Regions from separate parts of the Homo sapiens genome. Here region 2 is linked to region 1. Evidence: chromatin loops called from intact Hi-C (ENCODE). Cell type or tissue: lower lobe of right lung. All regions are shown on one strand. Links, peaks and the distances in the headings refer to the core of each region. The heading gives the core; the rest is flanking DNA.

The links. Hi-C counts contacts between places; a loop is a spot of excess contacts. Peaks named below come from ENCODE experiments on the same cell type or tissue, not always from the same donor. Only the 100,000 strongest peaks of a DNase experiment are listed, where the experiment ranks them.
Region 2: a loop joins it to region 1, with 7 times the contacts of the local background. A loop is called at or near these places in 2 of 110 quality-filtered maps.

Annotation. Positions count from the first base shown.
Region 1 is chr2:10,307,797-10,316,706 of GRCh38, reverse strand. All of the region lies in intron 1 of HPCAL1 (hippocalcin like 1), which reads right to left. Among named protein-coding and RNA genes, the nearest start is that of HPCAL1, 9.3 kb to the right of the region's middle. In lower lobe of right lung, for the core only: no CTCF peak of the experiment used is centred there; no DNase peak of the experiment used is centred there.
Region 2 is chr2:10,199,048-10,207,957 of GRCh38, reverse strand. LOC105373424 (a long non-coding RNA gene) reads left to right here and starts at 6,485. Exons shown (of 3, transcript XR_922789.3): 1 at 6,485-6,717; 2 at 7,615-7,673; 3 at 8,684-8,910. It also overlaps a transcript of RRM2 not described here. In lower lobe of right lung, for the core only: no CTCF peak of the experiment used is centred there; no DNase peak of the experiment used is centred there.

The DNA of each region.
Region 1 (8,910 bases), core at 217-8,216:
GCCCCAGCATCCCTCTCCTTTGTTCACCCTGGAATTAATCTTTCATATTAGCCAATTTTTCTGATGGCTGGCCTCATCTTCATAACTTTCCACTGCTGACTCAATATCCTGGACTCAAACAGATTAAACCTCTGAAAAACGATGGGGAGGAACGGCCTAAGAAGCCTTTGGAGGGAAGCCATTGAAAGTCAGGCATGGCCCTCACAAGGGCTGAGGTGGCCCTGCTTACCAGCCAGCAAAGAAATACGGTCAACCCAACATCAACCGCCTGAGTCACAGAGAGAAAAAGAAGGATCATCGCCAGGAGTCTTCCAATTCACAGGGGCTAGAGACCAGCAGGCCCATTCTCTGGGGGTCATGAAGAATGGGCAGGGAAGGGGAGCAGAAAAAGTTATTTTCAAAAAGGGAGCTGAAACATATTAGAATGACAAACAGTAAGGAGATTATTCCTGGAAAAGCCAGGGCCGTGAAAAGCAACAGCAGGGGCTGGTGGTATCAGGACATCAAACCACTTCATTAAAATACCCAAGGTTCAAACAGCAGGCGCCGAGATGGCTCCTTCCAGGTCAACAAACGAAGTGAACGCCCAAGTTCAAGAACACAAAAAAGAAAAACCATATTCTAGATAATAAACAAACTCTACACTATGCCACACTGAAACGGTAAATTTCCTGGAAGACTCTGGATGTTGTTTTTTTTTGAGAGCAAGTCTCACTCTGTTGCCCAGGCTGGAGTGCAGTGGCCTGATCTCGGGTCAGTGCAACCTCCACCTCCTGGGTTCAAGAAATTCTCATGTGTCAGCCTCCCGAGTAGCTGGCACTACAGGCGTGAGCCACCATGCCCAGCTAATATTTGTATTTTTAGTAGAGATGGGGTTTCACCATGTTGGCCAGGCTGGTCTCGACCTCCTGACCTCAAGTGATCCGCCTGCCTCAGCCTCCCAAAGTGCTGGGATTACAGGCATGAGCCACCGCACGTGGACTGAATGTTTTTCTTTATGTCCTAGGTAACAGATTTGCTCAGTGTTGAATTTCAGTGCAGCGAAGAAATTTTAATAAGGGATTATGATAAATTTCCATTAATTTAAATAATCACAAGTATGGAAATTATGGATGCCAGCCAGTCTAACCATAACAAGAAAGTTTGGTAAGCAAATTAAGAGGGTAAATAAAGGATGGGTATTTGGAGTTCCTCCTGGAGGCTCTTTCCTGTCTAATTGCAAAAATAATAAATGCCCACTGGTGAAAATTTAGAATGTGGCAAAACATGAAAAATCAAGAAAGACCCATGATCCCATGGAATACAACCACCGTTAACATTTAGATATGTTTCCTTCCCATCTATTTTCTGACTTTCTTCCCCGTCCAAACATAAATGAAATGAAACTGTCTGCATAATTCTTTTTTTTTTTTTTGAGACGGAGTCTCGCTCTGTTGCCCAGGCTGGAGTGCAGTGGCGCGATCTCGGCTCACTGCAAGCTCCACCTCCTGGGTTCACCCTATTCTCCTGCCTCAGCCTCCCGTGTAGCTGGGACTACAGGCACCCGCCACCACGCCCGGCTAATTTTTTTTGTATTTTTAGTAGAGACGGGGTTTCACCGTGTTGGCCAGGATGGTCTCGATCTCCTGACTTCATGATCCGCCCGCCTCGGCCTCCCAAAGTGCTGGGATTACAGGCGTGAGCCACCGCGCCTGGCCTGCATAATTCTTTATCTTGCTTCCTAGCCCCACATTTGGGAAAAATGTTTAAACAGCTGATTTTCAGTCTCTTTATACCTACATCTACTACCTACTATCCTAATCTAATCTATCTAATATCTACTATCTTATTACCGCTAATGTGCTAATTTCAAATAATTCTTAGCAATTCATTTAAAAAAAACAATTTGAAACAAAATCTGGTCAGTAGTTTACATTACTACATATACTTTTGTCTGAAAATAATACAATTACTTATCTCTATAATACTCCCTACTTCTGACTTTTCTCTAATTCACAATTAGTTAAGAAGTTTGGCTGACCAGTTTCTTAAATAATCAGTACTATCACCTCCTAAGACGAACATAAAGACATCATTATAATGAGGAAAGCAACAACCCTAGCAGTGGTTTTTCCTGCTAGAGGATCCTCTTAAGGGAACAGTAAACAGCTTCTAAATAAGGCCCCCGATCTACAGCCTAAGAATCTAGCTGACTGCCAACCTTCAATGCTCCCACAGTGAATATCCCACTGCAGTCACTCACCTCTATGTCTGTCTCGCCCTTACGCCACGAGTCCCTGTCTTCTTAATCTCAGCCTCCTTAATATAGGAAGTTAACAGGAAAGGTTGAATGGTGAGCTGGATGCATGAAACCAACCCACAGAGCTCACCTCCCTAAATTCCAACCTTAATATCTTCCTGCCACCCCCCACCCCTGCACCAATCTCTCCTAATCTGTGCTCCACAAATGTATTCCTCAATGTTATCAGTTTCTTCTGAATCATAATGCTGCCTCTTAAGATGGCAGTTGCTAAGATGGCAGTTGCTAAGATGCCTGCATATTATAAGAGGATTCTTTTTTTTTTTTTTTCCCTGAGACGGAGTCTTGCTCTGTCACCCAGGCTGGAGTGTAGTGGCTCAGATCTCTCAGCTCATTGCAACCTCTGCCTCCTGGGTTGAAGCAATTCTCCTGCCTCAGCCTCCCGAGTAGCTGGGATTACAGGCGCCCGCCACCAAGCCCAGCTAATTTTTATACTTTTAGTAGAGACGGGGTTTCACCATGTTGGCCAGGCTGGTCTTGAACTCCTGACTTCGTAATTTGCCCGCCTCAGCCTCCCAAAGTGCTGGGATTACAGGCATGAGCCACCACGCCCGGCCCAAGAGGTTTCATTTTTTTGCAGTCAATTTAGCTAGGAAAATTCTCTCTTTGCTCTATGTTGGATGTACCTACAATGCAAGTATGCATTTTTAAACATCTTTCCTGAATTGCAGAGCTGACAGAGGACTTAGAGGCTGTTCAACCCTAAGCCCCATTTGTCAAACGAGAGAACTGAGATCTGGAGAGGCAATGTCTCCCATGCCAAGTCAAAGCCAGACATCAATGATGGGATGGGAGTCACTCTGCCAACCCTAAAGCCTTGTTGGCTTCCAGACCACTGTCCCACAGTTTTAACAAATGCGTAAAACAAACTCTCACCAATTGACTACAAACATAGAAAACACTAGCAGTGCCCTGACCTAGCCACTCAGACCTGCAAAGCCAGCCCTCAGGCAAGGTGTTAAGATTCTAATGAAGGCAGCCGCCATCCTACAGTTAAGGAATTGGGGGGTGGTTCAGTCACACATCTGGGCAGACATTGTGTTCCAGGCTCTGTGCCCAGAATGCGGGGGTCACCAAGGAGAAATCCACAGGGTCCTACCTAAAGTGGCCTACCACCCTGGGAGAGATGGACAAGCAGTAAGGTCAGGCTCCAGCCAGAATTTGTCCTCCCTGGAGGGACAAAGGAGAGCTCCACAGAGCAGGTAACACTGGCTTACTCCTGGGCCTGAAAGAATACGTGAGATTCTCCCAGAATCTTCTAGATCAGTGGTTCTCATGAAGACCCTTTCAGAAGAATCACACTCCACCATCATCCACTTGGGTTCTCTATGCCTATACTCATCCTGTCCTGACTACCCTAATCACCACACCAACAGTAGAAAACCCCCAAAGAACAGCTAACTCACCAGGAATGTGCCATGTCAAGCACGACCCAAAGCAGCCCAAAGGTTGAGAAGCACCATGATGTTGGTGACAGTGATGGTGATGGTGGTGACAGTGATGATGATGACGATGATAGTGATGGTGATGGTGGTGGTGGTGATGATGATGGTGATAATGACAGTGATGACAGTGATGATGAATGGTGATGATGACGGTGATGGTGACGATGGTGACAATGATGATAATGACGATGATGGTGATGATGACAGTGATGGTGAATGGTGATGACAGCAATGATGGTGGTGATGGTGATGATGATGGGGATGGGGATGATAGTGATGATGATGATGATGATGGTGATGGAGAAAGGTGATGATGACAGTGATAATGATGGTGATGGTGATGGCAATGGTGGTGATGGTGATGATGATGACAGTGATGGTGATGATGATGAGGATGGGGATGACAGTGATGATGGTGATGGTGGTGGTGATGATGATGGTGATAATGACAGTGATGATAGTGACGGTGAATGGTGATGATGACAGTAATGATGATGGTGATGGTGATGATGGTGATAATGATGATAGTGATGATGATGGTGATGACGACATTGATGGTGAATGGTGATGATGACAGCAATGACGGTGGTGATGGTGATGATGATGGGGATGAGGATGATATGATGATGATGATGATGATATGATGATGATGATGATGGTGATGGAGAAAGGTGATGATGACAGTGATAATGGTGGTGATGGTGATGGTAATGATAGTGATGATGATGGTGATGACAGTGATGATGGATGTTGATGATGACAGTGATGATGATGGTGATGGTGATGATGGTGGGGATGATAGTGATGATGATGATGGTGATGGAGAATGGTGATGATGGTGAGGATGATAGTGATGATGGTGATGGAGAATGGTGATAATGATGGTGGTGATGGTGGGGATGATAGTGATGACGATGATGATGACAGTGATGATGAATGGTGACGATAACAGTGATGATGGCGATGGTGATGATGGTGGTGGTGATGGTGATGACAGTGATGATGATGGTGATGATGACAGTGATGATGAATGGTGATGAATGGAATGATGATGATGATAGCGACAGCAATGATGATGGTAATGATGATGATGGGGATGGGGATGATAGTGATGATGATGATGATGGTGATGGAGAAAAGTGATGATGTCAGTGATAATGATGGTGAGGTGATGGATATGATAGTGATAATGATAATGGTGATAATGGTTTTGGGGAGCCAGCAACTGGCCCAGCACAAACCACAGGGGGAAGGAGCTACAGGCCACAGTGAGCCCTTTACACTGCTTGGCGATCCCTGGCCCCAAAACCTGGAATTCCTTACCTGTGCTCTACATCTTCTCCCCCCACTCCCATCCACACTGTGAAAATAATTCTCAAATGCATAACCTTTCACCTTACAATGAGCTCTGAGAATAATCAGCCAGGCCGTATTGTTTTTAGATAAGGTAACAGCATATCACCAAGAACATGTGCTCATAAAAGCAGCAATTCTTTATCCCTGGATGTCTTCAGAAAGAAGAGGGGAAAGCACCTCCTAAGAAATAAGAATAAATTGTACCTGCCAGCATTCCAGCATGAAGGCAAGCAGGGCCTTAGCACCTGCCAGAGCCCTGCGTCTACCTTTACTCGCTGGGAAGAAAGACACAGAGAAGCCACGGCAGCCACATCTCATGTCCCACCCCTGGAGGCTAAGCCCCTGCCAGGCATCCAGGCTGCATCACCAGCACGGGCTCCAAACTGCATGACTGAAGAGTTTCTAATAAAGCACACCTCAACCACTGCTGAGGGATTGGGGGGCGGGGGGACAACCAGTTCTGCCACCCATGGCCCTATCTCAGCCCCTGAAGCTGGGGGCTTTTCTGGACCTCCTACATCCCACACTCATTCTGCCAGGAGTGTCTCCAGCCACACACAGTAAATACGGAAAACTGCATGATGTTAAAAATGATTTTTTTTCAACATAGGTGATCGATTTCGAGAGGTTCTCACTTCTCTCCAAAAATTGATTACAGGGCAGCAAATAGAAAAGATGGGAGTGAAAGGGAGGAGTTGGGGCTGTCATCAATTCTGCTTTCTGGAAACGTCTGTTAAATGCACAGAAAGAAGGCAGAGAGCTGAGCATTTTGCTGCTAGAGAAAAAGAGCGCTGCAGTCGATACACACTGCTGTACAGAACCGCAATTCTGCAAGTGTGCCCAGCAGTCCTCCTCCGGCCTGCCAGCACGAACACTCCCAGACCCGATCCATGCTCTGCACACACTCACAGAGGGAGGGGACCACCAGCTCCGGGCCTCGTTATGCCTGAGGAACAACCTGCAGCTCTCTCTGTGCAACCCCCACCACCAAGCTCAGGGTCTCTGTAGGTGCATCAGGGACCCTGACAGATGCTTCTCAGAAGGCATGAGGCTAGGACAATCCAAAATGGCAGCTCCCCAAACTCCAAGCAGTAACCAGCACTGGCTGCCTTCCGGAAGCCTCCACACGCACAGCAGTCACAGACTCCAGCATCAAATCCCTTGCTACGACAGCCTGGATCAAAACATGCCTCATAAGCCCGAATTTGAAAAGGAATTCTGTACTCAGTGGCAGAGGAGGCACTAGATCCAAGAATGCTTAAAGAGTAATGGCAGCCACCACCACTTATTCCACACGTGACCAGCCAGACTCACCTAGGTACTCACATCTGCGTCCCCATCTACGTCTGAGCTGCGCCTAGAACCCCTTTCTGCACATGACCAAACAGACTCAGAGAACATCACCAGCCAGTAAACAGAGCAAAGACTACAGTTCAAACCCAGTCTGCCACATCTGCAGACCTGGGTTTGAATTGTAGTTCCTGTCAATATCTGAGCTCAGCCTAAAACCCCTTTCTGCACCTGAGCAAACAGATTCAGAGACCATCACCAGCCAATAAACAACAGAGCAAAGACTACAATTCAAACCCCAGTGTCCCTGATCTTTCCAAGGTATTTTGCAAATGAGGTTCTAATACTCCGATTCAAGAATGTCTTGGTTCTTTCCACCATGATTTCTTTCATGGTTTCTGTCCACCATGAGAGTTCTCTACAACCATGGGAGAGAACGGTCATTTGTGATCTACCTGGCGTACAATGGGTATACAATTTCTGTGTCTTGGTTTGTGCATCTGTCAAATGGCATCTCATCCTCTGCTCTCTTCCTCAAAGAGTGAAAATGATCCAAGGTGAGAAATGCATCAGAAATGCACCAAGCCACCCAAGGCCACAGCACCACTGCATTCAACGCCCTCCCCCAGCCCCTTCTATTTACCAGGAGACCTCTCTACACACACACATTGCTTGAACCATCTCTACCTGTTCAGTTGTGGACTAGGTAGGTACTGGGGCAACACTGTGTGAACATGTGTCACACAGCACTCATGCCCTAGAAGGAGCTTCCATGGCTTAGGAAGGGATGACAAGACTCGTACAGGAAAATCTGAACACCAGCCCAGGCAAGGCCATAAAAGGGCATATCATTACTACCAAAACAAGGGCGGAAGAGAAAGTGACCTCGTTTAATTCTTGATCCTTCTACTTTCTGCTGATGCCCTTGGGCTACTTATTTGCTCTGGGCCTCCTCAGTTTTTTCATTTAGAAAAATGGCTTGGGCTGAGGCACAGTAGTTCACACTTATAATTCCAGCACTTTGAGAGGCCAAGGCTGGAGGATTATTTGAGCCCGGGAGCTCAAGACCAGTCTGGGCAACATAGCAAGACCTCGTCTCCACAAAAAATTTAAAAATCAGCAGGCATGGTGGTGTGTACCTGTAGTCCTAGCTACTCAGGAGACTATGGCAGGGGGATTGCTTGGGCCCAGGAGTTCAAGGCTGCAGTGAGCTGGGATCACATCACTGCACTCCAGCCTGGGCAACAGAGCAAGACCCTATCTCAAAAAAAAAAAGTTTGTTAAGAAGCAGGGTCTCACAATATTGCCCAGGCTCAAATCCCTGATTTCAAGCAATCCTCCCACCTCAGCACCCCCTAGTAGCTGGAACTACAGACAAGAGCCACTGTGCCTGGCTTAGAAAATAGATTTGTTTTGTTTTGTTTTGTTTGTTTTTGTTTTTGATTTGCCATTTGCCTCACAAGTTCTTGATGAAACAAGTTAAGGTATGTATGTAGCAGGGCTCACATCACCTGACACATCAATACATGCGCTGTATTTTAAATCCCCACACTCTGCTAGATACTCAGGAGTTATACAAAAGAAATGTGAGGAACACAACTTCAGCTGGTCCAGCCAACACACCTTGGGTATTCTGTAGGTGCCAGTGCTGAGCCAGGTGCAGGCAGGAGAGGCAGGTAAGAGAGCTCGCCATCTAGCAGCGGGATGGCCAAGCACCCAGCTCACTTCGTCGGTGCTGGGGGATAAATTGATTCTAACTAGAAGACTCTAGGAAGGCCCAAATGAAACAGCTCTTGGGCCGAACCTATGAAAACACACTAAGAAACATAGAAAGAAAAGGCAAATCTAGAGACAGAAAGCAAATCTGTGGGGGACTGGCGGCTTGAGGACGGGGACAGGGAGTTTGTACAAAAGAGGGATCTTTCTGGGGTGATGGATATGTTCCAAAACTGGATTGTGGTAATGGCTATGAACTCTATTAATTTACTGAAAATCATTAAACTGTACACTTAGAATGGGCATGCTTTATGAGAGATAAATTCTATCTTGGTATTAATTAAAACAAAAATGAGTAGGAGTTTAGCAGATAAGGAAGTCTGGGTGAGACAGAAGAAAGGCATCGAACAATCCAGCCCCAACTCCAACCCCTCCCCTGCACCCCCAACTCTCCCAGGTATCAGCTTAGAGGGTGCTTCTCCAGGGAGCCCCCTATACTGGGGTAGGAGCTCCCCTCCATAGCACTTCACGCTCCCTGGTCTTATTTGATAGGTACCCCACATACAACCCCCAGCCCAAGACCTTAAACTCTGCACAGGTAGGGAGGATGCCTGGGCCCAACCTTCTCAGACTCCAGCTTGGTCCAAGGCACACAGTAGGTATCAGAAGCACTTACTGCGTTAAGAGAACAAACCAAGGTTTGGTGGGGTTGGGGAGGCAGAAGACAGTGGGATGATGAAATCTGCGTTTTAAACTGGGAAGTGCTGCCGGTGTGGCTGGAGTGAAGGAACTGGAAGCATTCTC
Region 2 (8,910 bases), core at 519-8,518, 110 kb after region 1:
CCACTCATAAATTCAACAACTGGTGAATGTTTACTGCATGTCCATGGTAGTCCTGGAGATATCTCGGTGGCCAAAGGAGAGGAAGGCTTTTACCTATAGGAACTTAAAATCCAAAGGAGGATCCAGACTATAACTAACTACATGAATAAATGTGAAATTGCTCATGTGATCAATGTCACAGATGAGGGGACCATGGCACGAGGGGAACATTTAATGGGGGAGAGCTGATATAGTCAGGGAGGTCAAGGCAGGCTTCCTGGAGGAAGTGCCAAATGCACTAAACGATGAGTGTCATGAATTAGACAAAGAAAGAAGGGAAGGACCCACTCTATAGTGAAAACAGCACAGACAAGAGCCTATGTGGGCAAAATGATGGCACCCATGAGGGGCCAAAAGAGTCCAGAGAGGCTGGGGCGGGAGGTGAGTCTGAGAGGTGGGTGGGGACTGAATCATGAAGACCTCTCTAACCTCTTAAACGTTTTTGTCTTGTTTTTATCCCCAGGGTAGTAGGATACCATTTCATGTTTTAAACAGGGGGGAGACTATCAGATTGCCATTCAAAGAGAGAGCCTCGGGTTCGGTGTGGAGAGCGGGCTGAGCAGATCAGAGGGGTTCAGGGGCTGGAAGGCCAATTGCAGGTGGTGAGCAAAATGCAGTGGCAGCTGGGTGGCCATGGAGATGGAGAGAAAAGGGCAGAGATGAAAGAGATTAGGAGGCAAAGATGACAGGACTGGAGGTGACTGGATATGGGGGAGGTGAGGGAGAAGGGGTATCAAGATGATGTCTATGTTTCTGGCCCAAGTGACTGTGGTCATCATCCACAGAGGCCAAAGTCCCAGGAGGCGCTGGGCTGGGAGAGCAGATTGTGAGTCCTTTCTGGACATACTGAGTTTGAGTCGCCTCTGAGACAGCCATTCCCTCTGCACACAGACCTTCCGTCCGAAACCTCTTTCCTTCTTCCTGAAGTGCATTGGTGTGGAGGCCCTTTAGTGAGAGTCTCTTTGCAATAGCTGCTCTCAGCTTTTGTGTATCCGAAAATGGCTTTATTTTGCCCTCATCCTTCAAGAATCTTTTGGATTCTAGATTGTAGTCAATTTCCTTTGTGTATCCAGCTCTGTGTCTTCCATTATTGCTGTTGTGAAGTCAACTGTCAATCTGTTGTTGGTGTTCTGAGGGTAATCTCTCTTGTACTTGCTGCTTTTAAAATCTTCTTGTGGTCTTTGGTGTTCTGCAGTTTCACTCTGATGGATCTAAATATGGATTTCTGTTCATTTATTCTCTCTGAGAATTGTTATGGTTCCTGATCTGAGGATTGGGGCCTGCCTTTGACTATCACATGTCCCCTTCACTGTCTTATCTTCTTCTGGAACTCCGGTTAAGCATGTGTCAGAATTCCTCCTTCCACTGCCACCTTTTTTTGCCTCTCTTTTGTGTTTTTCATGTGTTTGTCTCTGAACTGCATTCTACCTCTTGTTCATACTTCTCTTATTGCTGAGTAGTATCCAAGCTATACATTCCATGGGTACTCTTTCACATAATAGATGTTTAGGTGGCTTATATTTTTAGTTATGGTGAATACAACTATTATGAAAAATCTTATTCAAGTCTTTTTATGCAGATAGATACCTTTTCATTTCTTGTGCATAAATACCCAGAACTGAAATTTCTGGGTCATAGGTTAGACATGTGTTTAACTTTTTTTTTTTTTTTTTGAGACGGAGTCTTGCTCTGTTGCCCAGGCTGGAGTACAGTGGTGCGATCTCAGCTCACTGCAAGCTCCGCCTCCCAGATTCACGCCATTCTCCTGCCTCAGCCTCCTGAGTAGCTGGAACTACAGGTGCCCACCACCATGCCTGGCTAATTTTTTGTATTTTTAGTACAGACAGGGTTTCACCATGTTAGCCAGGATGGTCTCGATCTCCTGACCTCATGATCCTCCCGCTTCGGCCTCCCAGACACCCTCTTGGCCAGGCGCAGTGGCTCATGCCTGTAATCCCAGAACTTTGGGAAGCCAAGGCGGGAGGATCATATGAGGTCAGGAGTTCGAGACCAGCCTGGTCAACGTGGTGAAAACCTCGTCTCCACTAAAAATACAAAAATTATCCAGGGGTGGTGGCAGGTGCCTGTAGTCCCAGCTACTCCAGAGGCTGAGGCAGGAGAATCACTTGAAACCAGGAGGCAGAGGTTGCAGTGAGCGGAGATTGCACCATTGCACTCCAGCCTGGGTGACACAGCAAGACTCCATCTCAAAAAAATAAATAAATAAAATAAAATAAAAATAAAAAGGACCCTCTCAAACTGTGTGTTTGTTTTCCATCCAGCATCTCTGCCATAAATCTTTTTCAGACATCCAAACTGCATATTCCTTGAAACGGAAGGTATCTCTCTCCCTTTCCATGTCTCTCCTCCTGCCTCATTCCCTGAGAAACTAGAACCAGAAAAGTAAAAGAACAGAGCCTTCCCCCACCTCCGAGTGTCCACGAGCAGCAGAGGGAATGGAGAAGAGAATCATTCATCCTGTATGAGGTGGAAGTCTTCATAAGCCCCAATAAGCTGGACTTGAGTCTGAAAGTGAAGAGAAAACTCGGTTCTGCCCCAAAATGTGTTCTGACCTGGGGAGGATGCTGAGTGGGACATACCGAGGGCACTGGCCGCAGATATCACAGGCCCCATTCAAGCTGACTCCCCAGGAGACTGTTCGCTGATCGTCAATACCGAGCCCCACTCACCGCTCAGGCCTCAGCCCCTGCTCCACGCCCCCTCCTCATTTCTCTAAGTCTCCGACCCCTGGCCTCCAGCTGAACTAGCCAGGACAATAGACAAGATTCAGGGTGAAGCAGACAGATTCTGAAGAGACGGTAAGGACAAAGAAGGCTTAGGGAGCTGGGCACTGAAAACAAAAGTTTGCTGGATTCGAAGCAGACCACGTGGGGTTGCTTGTAACCACTGCGTCTGACTTTGCTCACACTATGCCTCGGCTGTGTTAGAGCCGTGCTCCTGGGGACCACCAGGGACCATGCCTATGCTTCCTGTAGGACCCCATAGGACCCACCCAAGGTCTGCACCTGGCTGGTCTTGGCGACGCCTGTTAGTGGCACATGACGACATCTCTGACCACATCAGGACGGGCCGTGGCCTCGGCGTTCAGTGCCACCCATCTTGGAAGAGGAAAAGGGACCCTGAGGCTTGGCTCCCAGCCACAGACTAAGTATCTGCATAGGGCAATTGAGAACAGATGCGGCAATGAGTAATTAAACAAATTAGTCAGCGCAGACGTGTTCACAAAAGCCAGGCAGAATCAATGGGGCGCCGATGCATTAGCGTCCTGTCCCTAATGGCCTCGGATGCTCCCAGCTAGCTGCTCCTCTGAGAGCAAACCGCACCTCCCTGCACCCAGGGCTGGGCACAGCGCTGAGCAGGGCTGGCGGGGTCACAGCCAGTGACCACAGAAGCCAGGTAGGCTGCTCCGGTGGGCTCCATCAGAGACTTGGCTGCTTCTCTGCCAGTGGACAGAGTGGCAGCTGCCCACCAACCGTTCCTCCCTCTCCTCCCCATTTTCTCACACATTCCTCTCCCTGGAGTCTCCTTCCCTGCTCTCTTCACCTAGCTGATGCCTAGGTATCCTTTAACACTCGCCCAGCATCACCTCCTCCAAGAAGGCTCCTCTGATCCCACAGGCTGGATGGGGCCTTTTTCTGGGCTCCCATGCCCATCACGGGTCAGTCTGCCCTGGAGGTTGGGCTCTGCTGTTGGACGAAGCCAGGCCCCAGGTGAAAGAAGTCTATCTTCTGCTTGTCTCAAGCACAGGGGCTCTGTCCCAATGATGGTAGTTGGGATGCAAGCAACAGAAACCCACTCTTGGCTAATTTTAGGGGAAGAGAGGAGTGTGCTAGAAGGCTAAAGTATGCTCAGAAAATCACAAGGACTGCTGAATGGCCTCACCTAGAACAGGGACCAAGCAGCTCTGGGGATCCAGCTAGCAGGAAGCACCAGCAGTCTCTGGGGGTGCACTTGGGGGAGAAAGGCGCAGCCACCATTTGAGTCTTTGTGTCATCAGCCCAAGGCTCAGAGTTCAAATTCTCTGGAGAAAGAGCCTGAGAGTTTGACTTAACCGTGAGCCCCATCCCCTTGGTCAAGGTGGAGCCGGAGTGCATGTCTGGGAGACCGTCACATGTATGTATGTATGTATGTATGTATTTATTTTTGTGAGACAGAGTCTCACTCTGTCACCCAGGCTGGAGTGCGATGGCACAATCTCTGCTCACTGCAACCTCCGCCTCCCGGGTTCAAGTTATTCTTCTGCCTCAGCCTCCCGAGTAGCTGCAATTACAGGCTTGCACCACCACGCCTGGCTAAGTTTTGTATTTTTAGTAGAGAGATGGGGTTTCACCTTATTGGCCAGGCTGGGCTCGAACTCCTGACCTTGTGATCTGTCCGCCTCAGCTTCCCAAAGTGCTGGGATTACAGGCGTGAGCCACTGTGCCTGGCCAACCCTCACATGTATTAATTCATTTACCCCCCAAGAACAATCTATGCGTAGGTGCCACTATTGTTACCTCCCACTTAATGGTTGAGGAAACCAAGGCATGGGAGGTTAAGCAGCTTGCTTGAGGTCACACAGCTAGTGGGTGGCAGTCGGGAAACAGGAGCAGCCAGGCCAGCCCGAGACCCATCCTTAAGCCACACCACCCCTGGGATGGTATGATAAACACAGGAATGTTGAATGAGTGAGAGAATAAGCTAGTAAACTGACAGAGGGCTGGCTTCTCTCGAAAACAGCTGCTTCCTGGTACATTACTGCTTTCCGAGCCAGATGTGGGTGGGTGTTTGGCCCTGGCTGATGGATGGCTGATATTTCCAGGGGAGAAGAAAGGATGGAACACCTGTCATTGCCGAGGTAATTACTTCTCCCTCGCTGGCCTTTTGGCCAAGCTGCAGCCTGAACGCTCACTGTTCTTTCTCCAGCATTTGCAGCAAGAGCTTAGAAAAAGAGGAGGTGGAGAATCTGTGTTGTTCTGGATGATCGCAGAGGAAGACGTGGCTTTAGAAAACGGGCCAACGGCTGGGAACAGTGCCTCTCGCCTGTAATCCCAGCACTTTGGGAGGCCGAGGCAGGCAAATCGCTTGAGCTCAGTCACAGAGCAGGAGCATCACCATCTTGGACAAACACTGCCATTTTAAGTTCCTCTTGATTAAAAACCACCTAAATCCACCCCAAAAACAGCAGCCTAATGGCTAATGTCAGCATGATCATAAACTACAAATGACACCTCCAACCAGACACATTCCAACCCTGAGATAAACCTGTCTCCAACCAGAAACATGCCAACCTGAGATAACTTCCCTGCCGACCAGAAACCTTCTCACCCCAAAATAAAACTCTCCTCCAACCAGAAACATTCTGAACCTGTGATAAGCTCTCCCTCCCTAAACCCGTAAATACCCTTAGTCTATAAGAGAGAGTGCCCCTGAGAGAAATCGGCCAGAAGCTCCTCTCAGGTTTATTCTCCAAAATAAATCTGTCTTTGACTGTTGAGCCGCTTTTCATGTTTCTTTCTTCCTTCTTCAAGTCTTACATTTGGTGCTGAAACCCAGAACATTCCAAGGAAAGGTTCCAACATTCCAAGCCACTGTCCTTACATGCAAGGTATGTAGGAAAAGTAAAATATAGTTTTGGTAGAAAGATTGCAGGGAGGCATGAGAATGTGGATTTTTGCCAAGTTTGAAAGGTTAAAGGATTTTTTTTTCAGTTGGATAAAATAAAAATGAAGGTTTGGGCTAGTTGTGAAAGGCTGATTTTAGAGGCAGTTCTGTGTGTAAACATATTGGCTAAAAGGGGTATCCTCCAGTTTTTCTGTAAATTAAATTTTATTAAAATAAAAGCACAGTGGGTTTCTCTTAGAGCACTAACCTGCTCTTTAACAAAAATTGTAAAGGGCTATAAAAAGTCTATAAAAATCTTACCTTGTGGTCAAATATTAAAATTGAGTAAATATGTCTATAAGGATTTATTAATTCGGTTTAACATTCATAGTACACTAATGTAAAGGTGAAATTTGGCTTATTTGGTATAAAAATTATACAGAAAATATTGTCAAATACGAAATGGTGCTTGGCTTTCTTTGGGCTATATTTGTGTAGATATGTTTTTGGTATGTGTTCCAAGGTTGTGGGAGACTCCTACAATCCTGATATGTTTTAGTGTACATTATCAGTAATAATTATAATTGTTATGTTAAAATTGTTGTGTGCCACGTAGGTAACAGATTTCCTCATCAATTGTGTCTTTAACTGCGGCCACCCTAAAACTTTTTGTCATCCATGAACAATTGTTGTCTTGTTTTGGTCCTCTTTAGAAGGTGGTTTTATGATCAGCTATAAAGTTCTGACAGGTGCTCTTGAATGCAGGTTTCTGATAACTTTGCAGATTGTGACATCAGAATAGAGGAAGGACGTTCAGGACTCTTGAAGAGCTGGAATGTTCATTGATATCAGGCAGGACAGGAACTGACTGCGTGAACTGAACTAACAGACTGGAGTGATCTTTTTGATGTTTTGCTCGGAATATTGTTGGTCCTTTGTTTGCTTTTCAGAGTCAAAGAGGCTTTTCTTTTGAGCTATCAACAGCTTTTGACAGTTTGGTGTGCTCCCATGAACAAAATTTGAGGCATGCTTATTTCTCTCTGCCTGGTTTTCTCCCGAGTCTGGAAACTACCTGTGAGTATCCTTAAATTATGGCAGTATGGTTATTTGCAAAGGTGCAATACAAGTCTGTTTTCTTTCTTTCTTTCTTTCTTTTTTTTTTTTTTGAGATGGAATCTTGCTCTGTTCCCCAGGCTGGAGAGCAGTGGTGCAATCTCGGCTCACTGCAACCTCCACCTCCCAGGTTCAAGCAATTCTCCCTGCCTCAGCCTCCCGAGTAGCTGGGATTACAGGCATGCACCACCATGCCCAGCTAACTTTTGTGTTTTTTAGTACAGACAGGGTTTCGCCACATTGGCTAGGCTGGTCTTGAACTCCTGACATCAGGTGATCTGCCCGCCTCGGGCTCCCAAAGTGCTGGGATTACAGGTGTGAGCCATGGCACCCGACCAAAAGTCTGTTTTCTTTTATGGCAGGACACAATTGGAAGAACTGGTTGTTTTAGCAAGGCTTTGACTGGAATGGTGTGCTCTCCTTTAAGGAATCAAACTTGACTTGTGAAGCCAGTAGAGCCCTTAGATGGCGGGCCTCATATTTTGTGTGCGCGGTCCCCGTGGGACTCATAATTTGTGCGCGCAGTCCCTGTGGGCCTCATATTTTGTGTGCGCGGTGCCTGTGGGCCTCATATTTTGCGCGCGCGGTCCCTGTGGGCCTCATATTTTGCGCGCGCGGTCCCTGTGGGCCTCATATTTTGCGCGCGCGGTCCCTGTGGGACTCATAATTTGTGCGCGCAGTCCCTGTGGGCCTCATATTTTGTGTGCGCGGTGCCTGTGGGCCTCATATTTTGCGCGCGCGGTCCCTGTGGGCCTCATATTTTGCGCGCGCGGTCCCTGTGGGCCTCATATTTTGTGCGCGCAGTCCCTGTGCAGGTTTCTGACCTGAGGTAAGTAAAGGAATGTCACTTTCTCACAGGCCAGGAACCCCAGGTTATCTTGGAGCCTCAAGAGTGGAAGAATTCACCCAACTCACAGGTATTTGATGGTGCACTTCCATGGCTGGGATTGGCTTTAAAAAGGTCTTATCTCAAATTCCTTCCATGAAACAGAGTTTTTTTGAAGCCAACTTAAAAGGCCTATGTAAAAATAATTATTCTTGCTGCACCTTATACAAATAATCTGGCCACAGCTGGGTGCGGTGGTTCACTTCTGTAATCCCAGCACTTTGGGAGGCTGACATGGGTGGATCACCTGAGGTCAGGAGTTGGAGATCAGCCTGGCCAACATGGTGAGACCCCATCTCCACTAAAAATACAAAAATTAGCTGGGCATGGTGGCACATGCCTGTAATCCCAGCTACTCAGGAAGTAAGGCTGGAGAATCGCTTGAACTCAGGAGGTGGAGGTTGCAGTGAGCTGAGATTGCACCATTGCACTCCAGCCTGGGCAACAAGAGTGAAACTTTACCTAAAAAAAAATCTGGCAAAGCAAACTAGTCATACCATGATTTGTTTTTTTTTTTTTTTTTTTTTTTTTTTTTTGAGACTGAGTCTCACTCTGTCACCCAGACTGGAGTGCAGTGGCACGATCTCAGTTCACTGCAAGCTCCACCTTCTGGGTTCACGCCATTCTCCCGCCTCAGCCTCCCGAGTAGCTGGGACTTCAGGCGCCCGCCACCACACCCAGCTAATTTTTGTATTTTTAGTAGAGACGGGGTTTCACTGTGTTAGCCAGGATGGTCTTGATCTCCTGACCTTGTGATCCGCCCACCTCGGCCTCCCAAAGTGCTGGGATTACAGGTGTGAGCCACCACACCTGGCCCCATGATTTGTCTTTTAATATAAATGGAAAACTGGAGAGAGAGAATTGTGTTTCAAAAACTGTAGCACACCTGTTGTTAAATTCTAGTCTTGTCTGAGGTTTTTCAATTTTTATTGTTTTCTACAGTTTGGATTAAATTCTAATTTTTCTGGCTACAAGTCTCCAAAATAATGTTTTCAATTTTTCCTTTTTCTTTTCCTTCCCCCCCCCCTTTTTTTTTTCTAGCTGGAGATCACTAAAACCTAAGCTGTGCTTTCTTGAAGCCCTGTGAGCTGAAAATTAGATGTTTCAGTGGGCGCTGCCTCTGGGCCTCTGAGGCAGAGTGTGCTACCCAGAACAAATCGACCTCTTCCACTCCAGCACCATGTTCAGTGTCCCATAACGACAACCCTCTCTCAGCAGGAAGTAGCCAGAAAGAGCACGTCGCCCCTCATCCTTTTATAACTATAGGG